3 separate regions of the Homo sapiens genome follow, and all the other regions are linked to region 2. The links are chromatin loops, found by intact Hi-C in ENCODE. Cell type or tissue: GM12878. All regions are shown on one strand.

Region 1 (4,000 bases), 170 kb after region 2:
TGAAGGAAGTAACTGGAAAGGGAGATGGGGCATCTGTGCAGGCCTAGTAATATTCCATGTCTTTATCTTGTGTAGATTAATCACCTATGTTAACATGAGAAAAACTTAGGTAAACTCTTATAATTTGTGCCTTTCAATGCATATTAAACATCAACAAAATTTATTACAAAATGAGCATTCCAAAACCAAACATACATTTAACAATAACATACAAGTCAAGTGGTATTTATTGAAAACATAGCTTTCTGGAGAAAGTCATGAAAGTTATATGAAGAGAAAAAAGAATAAACAAAGAGAAGTATTGACAGACCAGTGATTTTACTGTATTAAGAACAATATCAGAAAATGAGCCTCTGATTTAAAAAAAAGTGCAAAGGTAGGCAAAACAAAATAAACCCTTTAAAATTTAGCAATAAAACAAAAAAGTGACCAATATTTAATTAATTTAATATTTTATTTAAAGGTGATTCATAGTAGTCAAAAGAGTAAATTATCCTTGTTCATGTTCTTTAGTTCATGTGTAGAAAAAGCAAAAACCCTATTACTACTCTATAGATGATATGTAGATATTTCTAAAAAAGTAAGGTCTTAAAAATCATTTTACACAATGCACTCATTTTTACAGCCGAAGAGCTTATATGTAAATTTCATTAAAATATTTTATATTCTAATAATAGCCTAATCATTTCATATTCAATACTAATTTATTTTTGTCACCCTGAAGCAGTGTATTTTTGTGTGTGATTTGCACGTGTGTGTTATATGTGGTTATATTTAGCTACTCGAATTCCGAATGAAATCTGTATCTCAGACCACCCTATTTTTCAATTGTCTTCTGCCTCCCAGATCTGAAGTCACTCATGAAACTAGACTGATCATCTTATTCTGCAGTGCGGAGAATGATTATTGATTTATTTGTCATTAACTCTTAAATAGCTACATTCTATGTGTATATGGCTGTATGTAAAATTGGGAGAAGATGTATGGAATCATGAATTCTATTACATGCAAGAAGGAGTTATTATCTGCAAAAATATTCTCCTGCAAGCCCTAGGCTGTCAACCTCAGCTTTGGCAGTGAAACAATGCATTTCATATTATGCAGAGGCAGTTCCGAAACTAAGAGTGCAAAAAAATCCCTGGGAATAATTTATAAGCAAACATTCTTTTATGACTGCTTCAGAAATAAGATCCCCAGATGGTAGGAAGTAGACATAAACAATAATTTATTTTGTCCCATGCTAGTGCACAGAAATATCATAAAGTTACAGACCCTGGTGCTGGAAGAAATTTGTAAAGTTCATCTTATCATTTGATACAGTTTTTAGGAGGTGGACATAGAGATAATCTAGCAAACATCTCGTGTTACTGAAAAAATAGTGAGGCTTAAAAAGTTTCACTTCTCACGGGTAGTTTCAAGGGTAAATTCAGCACCCAGGTAGCTTTATCCTGCCTATAGAAATATAAAGTATATACTCTATACTTTATACTATACTCTATAAAGCTGCCTTTATTACCATGATTTCAGGAAAATCTACCCTCATTCTAGGAAGGCCAATCCTTTATATCCACTTTTAGGCAAACATGGAAAAACTTGTTTGGGAGTTTACACTCAAAAGATTTTAATGTTTACAGAAAAGCTGCCTTGTATCTAAAGGAATTTCCCAAGGCTGATTTTAAAAACCACATATAATTGTTTAGTCATTAATTGCCATGAAGACAGCTTCTAGAGATTCCTTTCTAGAACTTTAAATATTTCTTTAATCAATTTCATCCTCTCTCCTTTCCATCTTTTCTCCGAAGCTTAAGCACTTAAATGTTTTCTCTAAATTTAAACTGTGTCCTGAATTTCATCTATTTTTACTTTTCAAATATTTTGGTTTCTTCTTTAAAGCCTCAAACTGTAACTTCCCACTCTACTTACTTTCCTATCTACTGGTAATAATTGTCTAAATATGTCTGCCTGTATCTATATCTGTATCTCAATCTAAATCTTTATCTACATCTATGCATTTACATCTTTATTTATATCTACATTATTTCTATCAATATCTATTTTCTGTAACCTACCCCCACCCTAATTGAATTTCTGACCTCTCTACTGTTATTCTCTATTAATAAAATGCCAAAGCAAACTTTGTCTCACTTGTATAGTACTTCAGTAAACTGTATGTCTCTAAATGTAGTGAAATGCAGTCCTTTTTCTGATTCACCGAGATTAATATCTTCCAAGGAAAAATAAAATAGTGAAAAAACCTAACAAACACAATGGAATGTGTTAAATGGAATTCAAATGTCTACACCAAATACCATTCAGCATGGATTTAAATAAATGCAACCACACCTAAACCCCAAAGCTACCCCATATAAATGGCTCCTATATCATACCCTGCACCTTCTACAGTCCCTGAAATTCTTTACACAATCTGCAGCTAGCGTTCCTTGTTATTTCTCTCAATTTCTTTGACCACGGGTTTTTTTGCTTGATTTCTAAATAGCATTTGAGTCTCGTCTTCCAATATGAAAGACATCCCCAAAACAGAAGCAATATTATGTTCTATTAGGGTGGTACAAAAGTAACTGGGGTCTGCCATTAGTTTTGCACCAAACTAATATAAGTTTGCATTCATTTTTGAATATGTAAATGCAATAATTTAATACAAAGAGTGGAAAGATAATATATCGCCATCCCATGCTAGTCCCTCAGAAATGTATTACCCATTTGTGTATATGTGTACATATAATTATATGATAATTATAATATACAATTAATAATTATATATAACTTATTCTTTCTGAGACATGTATATATGTACACACATATATGTACACATCCACTTTTAGATCACGCATGAATGACGGTATCTTCTTTATAGTTTGTTTTAATTCAATAATATACCATTCTTCTATACCAGTGTCTATAAAGTTGTCTCATTCTTTTTACTAGCTGTATTGTAGCATATTAATTAAGTAAACATCTGGTCTTTTCTCTCTTTCTGTTCCTGTCCTGCTTTCTTTCTCTTGGATGTTGCTATTAAAAATAATTTTTTTAAATTAAAAAACTCATGTACATATTACTCACATATGGCCAAACACGCACGCCCATTAGATAAATTACTAAAGTGTCACTGCTGAATCAAACATTATATATGTTAATTTGTATAGATATTATGAAATTTCCCTCAACAGGGAATTTTTTTTCTTATCCACTCATTAAAATATTGTTATCAAACCTTTTTGGTGTTTATCAAGGTGGTGTAAAGGCTGGTATCTCCAAGTAGTTTTGAGTTGCTTTTCTCTTACCAGCAGTGCAATTAAGCATTTAAAATATGTAATCAAGAGTAATTTGCATTTCTTTTTCTCAATTGAAACTGCCCTCTTTTTACTAAACTTTAGAAATATTGATTTTCAGGAACTTTTTAAAAATTAAGGAAACTAATCCTGAGATGTGTTTTATTTTCTTAAACTCATTGGTCACTTGCCTTTGATATTATTTTATTTTTAGATATTAAAATATGTGACCTCTGTGTCGTTGTAGAAGTTCTTCCAGTGCATACTTTTGATACACTGATTTCTCAGTTATATATGAGAACTAAAAAAAAATGATCTCATGGAATTAGAGAGTAGAATGATAGATGTCAGATAGATGCCAGAGACTGGAAAGGGTATGTGGATTGGAGTTGGGAGGGATGAAGAGAGGTTGGCTAATGAGTAGAAACACACAGTTAGATAGAAGGAATAAGTTCTAATGTTTAACAGTAGAGTGACTATAGTCAACAACAACAACAATGCATTGTATATTTGAAAATAGCTAGAAGAGAGGATTTGAAATGTTCCCAACAGATAGAAATGATAAATACTAGAGATGATGGATATCCTAAATACCTTGACTTATCTTACACATTCTATGCATGTAATGAAATATTACATGTACCCCATAAATAATGTACAAATATTTATGAATCAATAACAAACATATCATACAAAGGCTTCCACTGTAT
Region 2 (4,000 bases):
TGAACTTTTTTAAAAAACCGAAGAAAAGGCATACAAATTAACATGTTTACACAGGAGCCATCAGAATGAAGACGCAACTTCCCAATGAGGTACAGGAGCTTATGTATCATCTTGAGGTTACAGAAAGAATGGGCACTTGGATCGTTGTAAAACAAGTTGTGGGAGAAGGACTACGAAGAATTCCATTGAGGGGCAATAAATGATTACTAGGGAGAAAGATAGGATCTAGAACCTAAATTGATTGTAAATAATGTTCTTTGGATTTTAAATAATTGGAGACACTCACTATCTTGAAAAACGGTCTGTTCATCTGTGGTTCCTGTAAAGGATAATGAGATAACAGGAAGGGGAACAGGAATATTTGTTCTCCTTGGTGGGCCAGTTCTGTCTTTATGTACATAGTGGAAAAGTCTCTTGCAGTTCTTGTTGACCCCTAAGGATTACAAAAAACAATAATTTGGGATCTGAAAACAGTTTGACCTACTAAATAATTTGCCTAAGGCTATGCAGCTACTTGAGAGGCAGACTAGGCTTCGGGGCCTGACAGCTGACTCCAGAGCCTGGGTCCTTAGCCTTCAACCTATAGTACCTCTTATAGAAATGATCAGCATTTATTGAGTGCTCACTGTCTTCCAGGCATTGTGCTAAAGGCTTTACATATATCAACTCATTTGCCTTCACCATAACTCAAGGTAGGCATGATAATCATAGTTGAAGAAACTAAGACCCAGGGAACCTTAGTGAATTTCCAAAGGTCACACATATAATAATTGACTGAGTCAGGTTTTGCACACAAACCAGCTGGCTCCAGAACCTGGGCCCCATATTTTGTGCCTCTTATATGTTTATGAGTATGGCAGAATTTGGACTGAGACAAGCTTTCATTGTAGTTCAGAGAGTTTGGAAGAGGGAATCTTCTGTGTGTGTGTTTTTATTTTACTTTATTTTTATTTTATTTTTCTGTCAAACCTCAAAGCAGATGCTAAAGGCATTACATTTGGTAGGACACATGGAAGATGACAATATTATTTTCTGGCCTGCTCAAGATGACTGATACTGTCATTTAGGTGAAACTGGAGATTGACCTAATGATTTCTTCAAAAATAAGCAAGGAAGTGAAAAAGAGAAAGGAAGAAAGTGGTGTAAAAGGATAGAGGTAGCATGTGTGAAAGATAGGAAGAGAGACTATAAACGGTATTTCAGCCATACCAACTCTAGATATTTTAAAAACAGTGTCCCCAAGCTGTGTGAACAGTGAAGGGGCACACTTCTCCCACAATACAGCTTGCTCTTTTCTTTCAGCCACATTGATAGAAACATATAGTTGGTGTCTTACTAGGTTCTTTAAAGTTTCAAATACTAAATGTTATATGAATCATTTTATAATTACTAGGTGAATTATGGTATGAATCACCGTGAGCACTAAAACCAATTGACAAGTAGCATTTGATGATGGTAGAGTAGGCGATTCTGCTCTTGTAGTCACCTGATAGGTTGTTTGCTGCACAGGCAAAATCAATTAACTGACACCATGGCATTGCAGTAGAGAAAGAGTTTGACTGACAGGAAGCTGGCCATGTGGGAGAAGGAGTTATTACTGAAATCTGCCTCTGCACAGGCTCAGAGCTTAGGGATTTTATGAACAATTTGGTGGGTAGGGGGCTAGGAATGGGTGTTGTTGATTGGTTGGGGATGAAATCATAGGGTTGTGGGAAGTGGCCCTCTGCACTGAATCCACTTCTGGGTAGGACCACAGGACCAGTTGGGTCATGAGTCATGGGTTCAGGCAGGGTCAGTCTGAAAAATATCTCAAAAAACAACAACAAAAAAGAAATCTTAGATTCTACAATAGTGATGTTATCAGTAGGAACAATTGAGAAAGTCACAAGTCTTGTGACCTCTAGCTAGATAACTCCTGAGAAGCAGAGGATTATAGAAACTATTGCTACATTTTAGCAGAATTCAGGCCTGTCGCATAATCCTATTCTTATGGCCTTTCATTAATCTTACAAGGGCAGTTTTTGTTTCCTGAGCAAAGAGGGAGTTCATTTTAGGGAGGGACTATTATCATCCTTGCTTTCAAGTTAAACTATGAACTAAATTCCTCCCAAAGCTAGCATGGCCAAACCCAGGAATGACCGAGAACAGCTTGGAGGTCAGAAATAAGATGGAGCCAAACATGTCAGATTTCTCTTACTGTCATAATTTTGCAAAGGTGGTTTTGCGTGCACACACACAGTCTCTCTCTCTCTCTCTTTCACTTTCTTGTTCTCTTGCAAACTCCCTCTTACTCTCTCTCATTGAGTAAAACTGAAAAACTAGACTGAATATATATTTAAACTTACCAGGAAGTATCAAAGAGCTAGCAAGACAGTGATGAATTATGGAGCAAGATCCAGGATGCATGCTTTGTGGTCATAAACGACGTGGTAAAATAGTAATATGTAGGTGAACAGATTTGATGTGGTTAGAAAATACAGACGTATTTTCCACTTAAGGTCAAGAATGTTCACTTTTGACCCTTTTGAGGTTTTCATTTTCCTGATTTCATTTATCAAGGTCTCTGAGCTATTGATTTCCAGCCACCCTCTGTAACTCTAAACGCTGTTTCTTAAACTTGAGAGAAAAGCAGCTCAATTTACCAGAAAATTATTTAGGCATATCAAAGAGGTTTTAGTTTGTTTTCTTTTCATATATCCTCTCTAATAATGGTTCCTCCTTGGATTTGTAAAATTGACAATCTTAAATCATAGGACAGTATATTCCTAGAATAGGAAAGGAATGAAAAAGAAAAGAAAATATATTGCCCACTCTTTCTTATTTTTTGTTCCTAGCTTCATTTGTCCTCCATCTCATTTTCAGAGAATCACCTCCACTATTGTTTTGGGAAATATGTCCCCACAGCTGCCTCCTTCCTTATGAATTGGTTGAAGTGCCAGCATTCTTCAGCTGAGCCAATCAGAATCCTTCTCAGTCTGATTAGGAAGGTTCCTTAGTTTGGATCCTACTAAAATTTCAACTCAACTTGTTATCTATTTTTAAGTAATGAAATGTAAACATGTACACTCTTGACTATCATATTCTGATTCAAGTATTGGAAATAAATAAATATGATTGGCTACATGAAAGTACAGTGAGTTAAACGGAGAGATAGAAAGCAGGAAGTTGGAAAGGGAATTCTGATAGTGATCCGTTCCTTGATTCCAATTTTTCCAGAGTCCTAACTTGAGACTTCTTATCCCCTTGGACTTTGACTCAGCAAGATGCTTTGGTGCGTTGTTAATATCTTTGCTTCCTTCTTCAGCTAAGTTTACTTGGCCTATTTAAGGACAGTCACAAAAGAGAGTTAATGGATACCAAAGTTTGGAAGAGACAGCACTATCTCACTGTAACTTGGAACTGAACCGTAAGTGGAAATTAATATTCTATAGGTAATGAAAATTCTTCAGGAATATGCAAAGCTTTTCCCCCTAAGCCTCGGAAGTACAAAATGACATATTAAGTTTAATTCACTTAATAGAAAAAATTAAATGACCTCTATAATTATTAATATTGTTAATAGTTCCTTTAGGATGTTTGGCAGCTTTCTTTATTACAACTTTTGTTCTTTTTCTTTAGTCAAGGATTTGTTTTATTATGTTTAAAGAAATGAGCAAAATATATACATTCCATAAAATAATTAAAAATAACTACCCTTGAGATTTCAGACCCCAGATATTGGCTTCAAATGTTCCAGATTACAAATTGATTCACCAAATCTGAGATGAAATGTCAAAGGTACATGACCAATTATTTATGACATTTCATTTGTAGTTAAGGCTATAAATTGTTCATGATGAAGTCTTGAGAGAGATGCTTAAATGTCACATACTAGAGTGCTGGATTCTATAATAATTGCTACTTTTATGATTTATACTTTTTCATACTTGTTATCTTTCTACCATTTAACACTAAGTACATTTGACTCTGTACACTTTTAATTCAAATTTGGATATAGAAA
Region 3 (4,000 bases), 120 kb after region 2:
TTCTGTAATATCCTTTATAATAAACCAGTAAACATAAGTGTTTCCCTTAGTAATGTGAGCTGCTCCATCAAATTAATCAAACCCAAAGAGGGTATTGTAGGAACCCCAACTTGAAGCCAGTCAGTCAGAAGTTTCAGAGGCCCAGACTTGTGATGATGTCTGTGGGGAGGTAGTCTTGGGGACTGAGCCCTCATCCTGTGGGATCTGACAGTATTTCCAGGTAGATAGTGTCAGAGTTGAACTGGAAGACACCCAGTTGGTGTCCACTGCTTGGTGGTGGGGGGAAACCCCAATACATTTGCTCATAAAAATCTTCTGTGTTGACGATTGTTGTGGTGTGAGGAAGGAGGAAACTTCCTCCTTGTTGTGGTGTGAGGAAACTGTGAAAACACAGTTTCACGGAGTTTTTCTGTAAATAACCCTCCATAATCATACTTTTATTCAAAGTGTTTAACGCAGTTTAAAAACGCCTTCATGGATTTATTTGTAAACTAGGCAATTTGACTGAACTCCCTTTGTAAGAGTGGTTAGGGAATCTGTAGTTAACACTAAAGATGAAGGTCATAGTCTAGTTTTCCTCTCTTATATAATCAAAACTGAAAAGCTAAAACCACTGAAAATTACTATGTTCTATTATAAATGGCACACTAAAGTAAATCAGCTTTTGCAAATATATGTATATACATATATATATATTTAATTCTATATAGTAAAAAAAGAATTACTGTTATAAGGTAAATCTAAACTTCTGTAACTATTTTAACCATCTTGAAGTAATCTTACTTCATGGTTGAAAAGGCAACTTACGTAACTTTTCAGGCAAACTGGGAAACATTTACACAGATGAGCAGTAACCTAGCATGAGGTTCACCAGAAATGCAAAAGTTATCACAGGGAAGCCTGACAGGAAGTGTTCCCCACCCAGAATTACCACAGGCACACTTCTTTATTCCCGCTATTGCAAATACGTTTAAGTCAATGTGGATCCTCAGAGGGAAGGAGAATAAATGGAAAATAAAGAGAATATTTCTTTCATAATACCCCTTGAGGGATTTGCACACAGTCATTTAAAAATTACCATCCTAGACCTACATTATAGATTCATAGTAAATGTACCACTTTGTCTTGAAGAGAAGTATTTGACTAATTGTTTTACCCTGAGTTCTCCAGAAAGACAGAACCAATAGGATATAATAGATAGATAGATAGATAGATAGATGATAGATAGATAGATAGATAGATAGATAGATAGATAATAGATAAGAGGGGCCTTATTAGGTGAGTTAGCTTACACAATTATAGAGACTGAGAAGTCTCACAATAGGCCATCTGCAAACTGGAGTCCTAAGAAAGTGAGTAATGTGGCTCAGTCCAGGTCTGAAAGCTGTGGTGTAACTCTCGGTCACAGCCTAAAGGCTTGAGAACCCAGAGGACCACTGGTGCAAATCCAGAGTTCAATGGTCAGAGACCTTCAGTACTGGTGTCCAAGGGCAGAGGAAGGAGAGTGTCCTGGCTTCTGGACACAGAACAGAAATTTGTCCTTCCTCTGCCTTTCTGTTCCATCTGGTCCCCAGGCAAGTGGATGGAGCCCGCTCACATTAAGGGCTGATCTCCCCCATTCAGTCCTTTAACTCACACACCAGTCTCCTCTGGAAACACCCTCACCCTCAGAGAGACACTCAAGAATCGTGCTTTATCAGCTATCTAGGTAGTCCTTAATTCAGTCAGCTTGACACCAAAAATTAGCCATCAAACTCATGTAAACAGCTGAGTAAAAAGAAACTTGCCCAGAATTCATTGGTTTGCAAAGAACACTTATCCACTCCAGCGGTTAATCTCTAAAAGAACTACATGCCCATTACACTCAACAAGCAAAGAAATATTGAAGGTAAGTAGAGAGATAAAGAAACATAGAAGGCCAGGCATGGTGGCTCACACCTGTAACCCCAGCATTTTTGGAGGCCGAGGCGGGTGGATTGCTTTGAGCTCAGGAGTTCAAGACCAGTCTGGGCAACATGACAAAACCCCCTCTCTACAAAAAAAATAAAATATTAGCCATGTGTGGTGCTGCACGCCTGTAGTCCCAGCTACTTGGGAGGCTGAGGCTGGATGCTTGCTTAAGCCTAGGAAGCTGAGGTTGCAGTGAGCCTAGATCATACCACTGCACTCCAGCCTGGGCAACAGTATGAGACCTTGTTCCAAAAAAAAAAAAAAAAAAAAAAAAAAGAATGTAGAATGTAGTGTGTTTCCCACAGCAGGCTAATAAAGACTTACTTTCAAAAAACAAACAAAAAATATGAGTTTTCTGGTTCATATGCTCACTATGCATGACACAAAATAACAAACACAGATTATTTGAAATAGAAAGAAAATTATAGGTAAGAAAATCCTCACAAAACTCTCCTCTGGGAAGATTTCTTGTATACAAAGTTTGTGACATAGGTATTTTTTCTTAGCAACATAAAATATGCATTTTTAATGTTTTTGTTATTATCTTGTGGTTGGGCCAAATTCCTGAAGTTGGGAAATTTGTATTTTACCTTAATCTGAGGGAAAATTAACAAGAATTAACGACTTGCCGTGCTTGACTTACAGCGGATTATAGCTAATTTGTTGAAACATATTGAAAGAGAAACCAGTATTTTGAGAACAATGCTAACTTATTGCTCTTTTTTTTCCTTGTGAATCATAAGGCATAGAAGGTAGAATTAGGGAAGAATATATATAGTCATGTGCTACATAATAAAATTTCAGTCTATGATGGACCTCATATGTAATACTGGTTCCATGCCACCAGGACCACTGGTATATTAAAAATGTATTATTTTTTACTATACCTTTTTATTTATTTATTTATTTTAAGAAATGTGGTCTCACTCTGTCACCCAGGCTAGAATGCAGTGGCGTGATCACAGCTAACTGCAGCTTGAAACTTCTTGGCTAAAGAGATTTTCCTGCCTCAGCCTACCCAAAAGCTGAGACTACAGGCACACACCACCACACTCTACCAATTAGTTTTTTCTTTCTTCTCTCTCTTTTTTTTTTTTTTTTTTTTGTAGAGATGAAGGAGTCTCACAATGTTGCCAAGACTTGTCTCACACTCCTTGCCTCAAGAGATCCTCCCACTTTGGCTTTCCAAACACTGGGAATACAAACTAGAGTCACCACATCTGGCTTGTACCATTTTAATGTTTATATATTTAGATACACAAATACCATAGTGTTACAATTGTCTACAGTATTCAGTGCAGTAACATGCTGTACAGGTCTGTAGTCTAGGAGCAATAGGCTATAACATAGAGCCTCGGTGTATGGCAGGCTATGCCATCTAGGTTTATGTAGGTATACTCTATGATGTTCATACAATAAAATCACCTAAGAAAGCATTTTTCAGATCATATCCCTACCCTATCATTAAATGACATATGACTTCATATATATTCATTCTGTGAAAGAAACTTAACTCACGTCTAAGTCAATGGGTGAAATTACTGACAACTCTTATTTCTATGAACTCAGGATGAGTTTAATGAATGCATTTCCCTCACTCTATTCTGGTCTGCAAGACTGGACACAATACAAAGACAATAAATATGGATGGTTTATGGGGAAATAAATCATACTCTTTTCAGGAAGATAATATTAAAAAGTAATAGGATTTTATAACTTACATTTACAATTTTTATTAGAGATATGTACACTACTGTTTCTGTATTTTGTCTAAGAAAACATGAATCTAAAATTGGTAAATATTTTATTAATAAAAAAAGCTTGTAGAGAGAGTGAATCTAGTACTTCCTTTCAGAGTAAAACACAGCTTCAGCCTGGACTTCACAGCATATCCGCAATATATTTAAAATACTTAAACAATTAGAGTTCACTGCTCAAAGTAGGACCTAAATAATTTTTGGAACAGGAGAAGATATTCTATATTTTATATGATTAAACAAAAGCTGTGGACTTGACAGGACTGAGCAAAAAAGTATCCTGGAATTTGAAA

What was found. Hi-C counts contacts between places; a loop is a spot of excess contacts. Peaks named below come from ENCODE experiments on the same cell type or tissue, not always from the same donor. Only the 100,000 strongest peaks of a DNase experiment are listed, where the experiment ranks them.
Region 1: it touches region 2 in a loop (2.0-fold over the local background); 1 of 110 quality-filtered maps calls a loop at or near these places.
Region 3: a loop joins it to region 2, with 2.5 times the contacts of the local background. A loop is called at or near these places in 1 of 110 quality-filtered maps.

What each region holds. Positions count from the first base shown.
Region 1 is chr4:171,470,765-171,474,764 of GRCh38, reverse strand. No RefSeq gene overlaps it. Among named protein-coding and RNA genes, the nearest start is that of LINC02174, 170 kb to the left of the region's middle. In GM12878, no CTCF peak of the experiment used is centred here; no DNase peak of the experiment used is centred here.
Region 2 is chr4:171,638,066-171,642,065 of GRCh38, reverse strand. It overlaps LINC02174 (long intergenic non-protein coding RNA 2174), which reads left to right and starts at 3,303. Exons shown (of 5, transcript NR_147157.1): 1 at 3,303-3,406. In GM12878, no CTCF peak of the experiment used is centred here; a DNase peak (open chromatin) is centred at 2,365; H3K27ac peaks cover 2,652 bases.
Region 3 is chr4:171,515,466-171,519,465 of GRCh38, reverse strand. All of the region lies in intron 2 of LOC105377535 (a long non-coding RNA gene), which reads right to left. Among named protein-coding and RNA genes, the nearest start is that of LINC02174, 120 kb to the left of the region's middle. RefSeq lists a silencer at 1,342-1,401. In GM12878, no CTCF peak of the experiment used is centred here; a DNase peak (open chromatin) is centred at 1,586.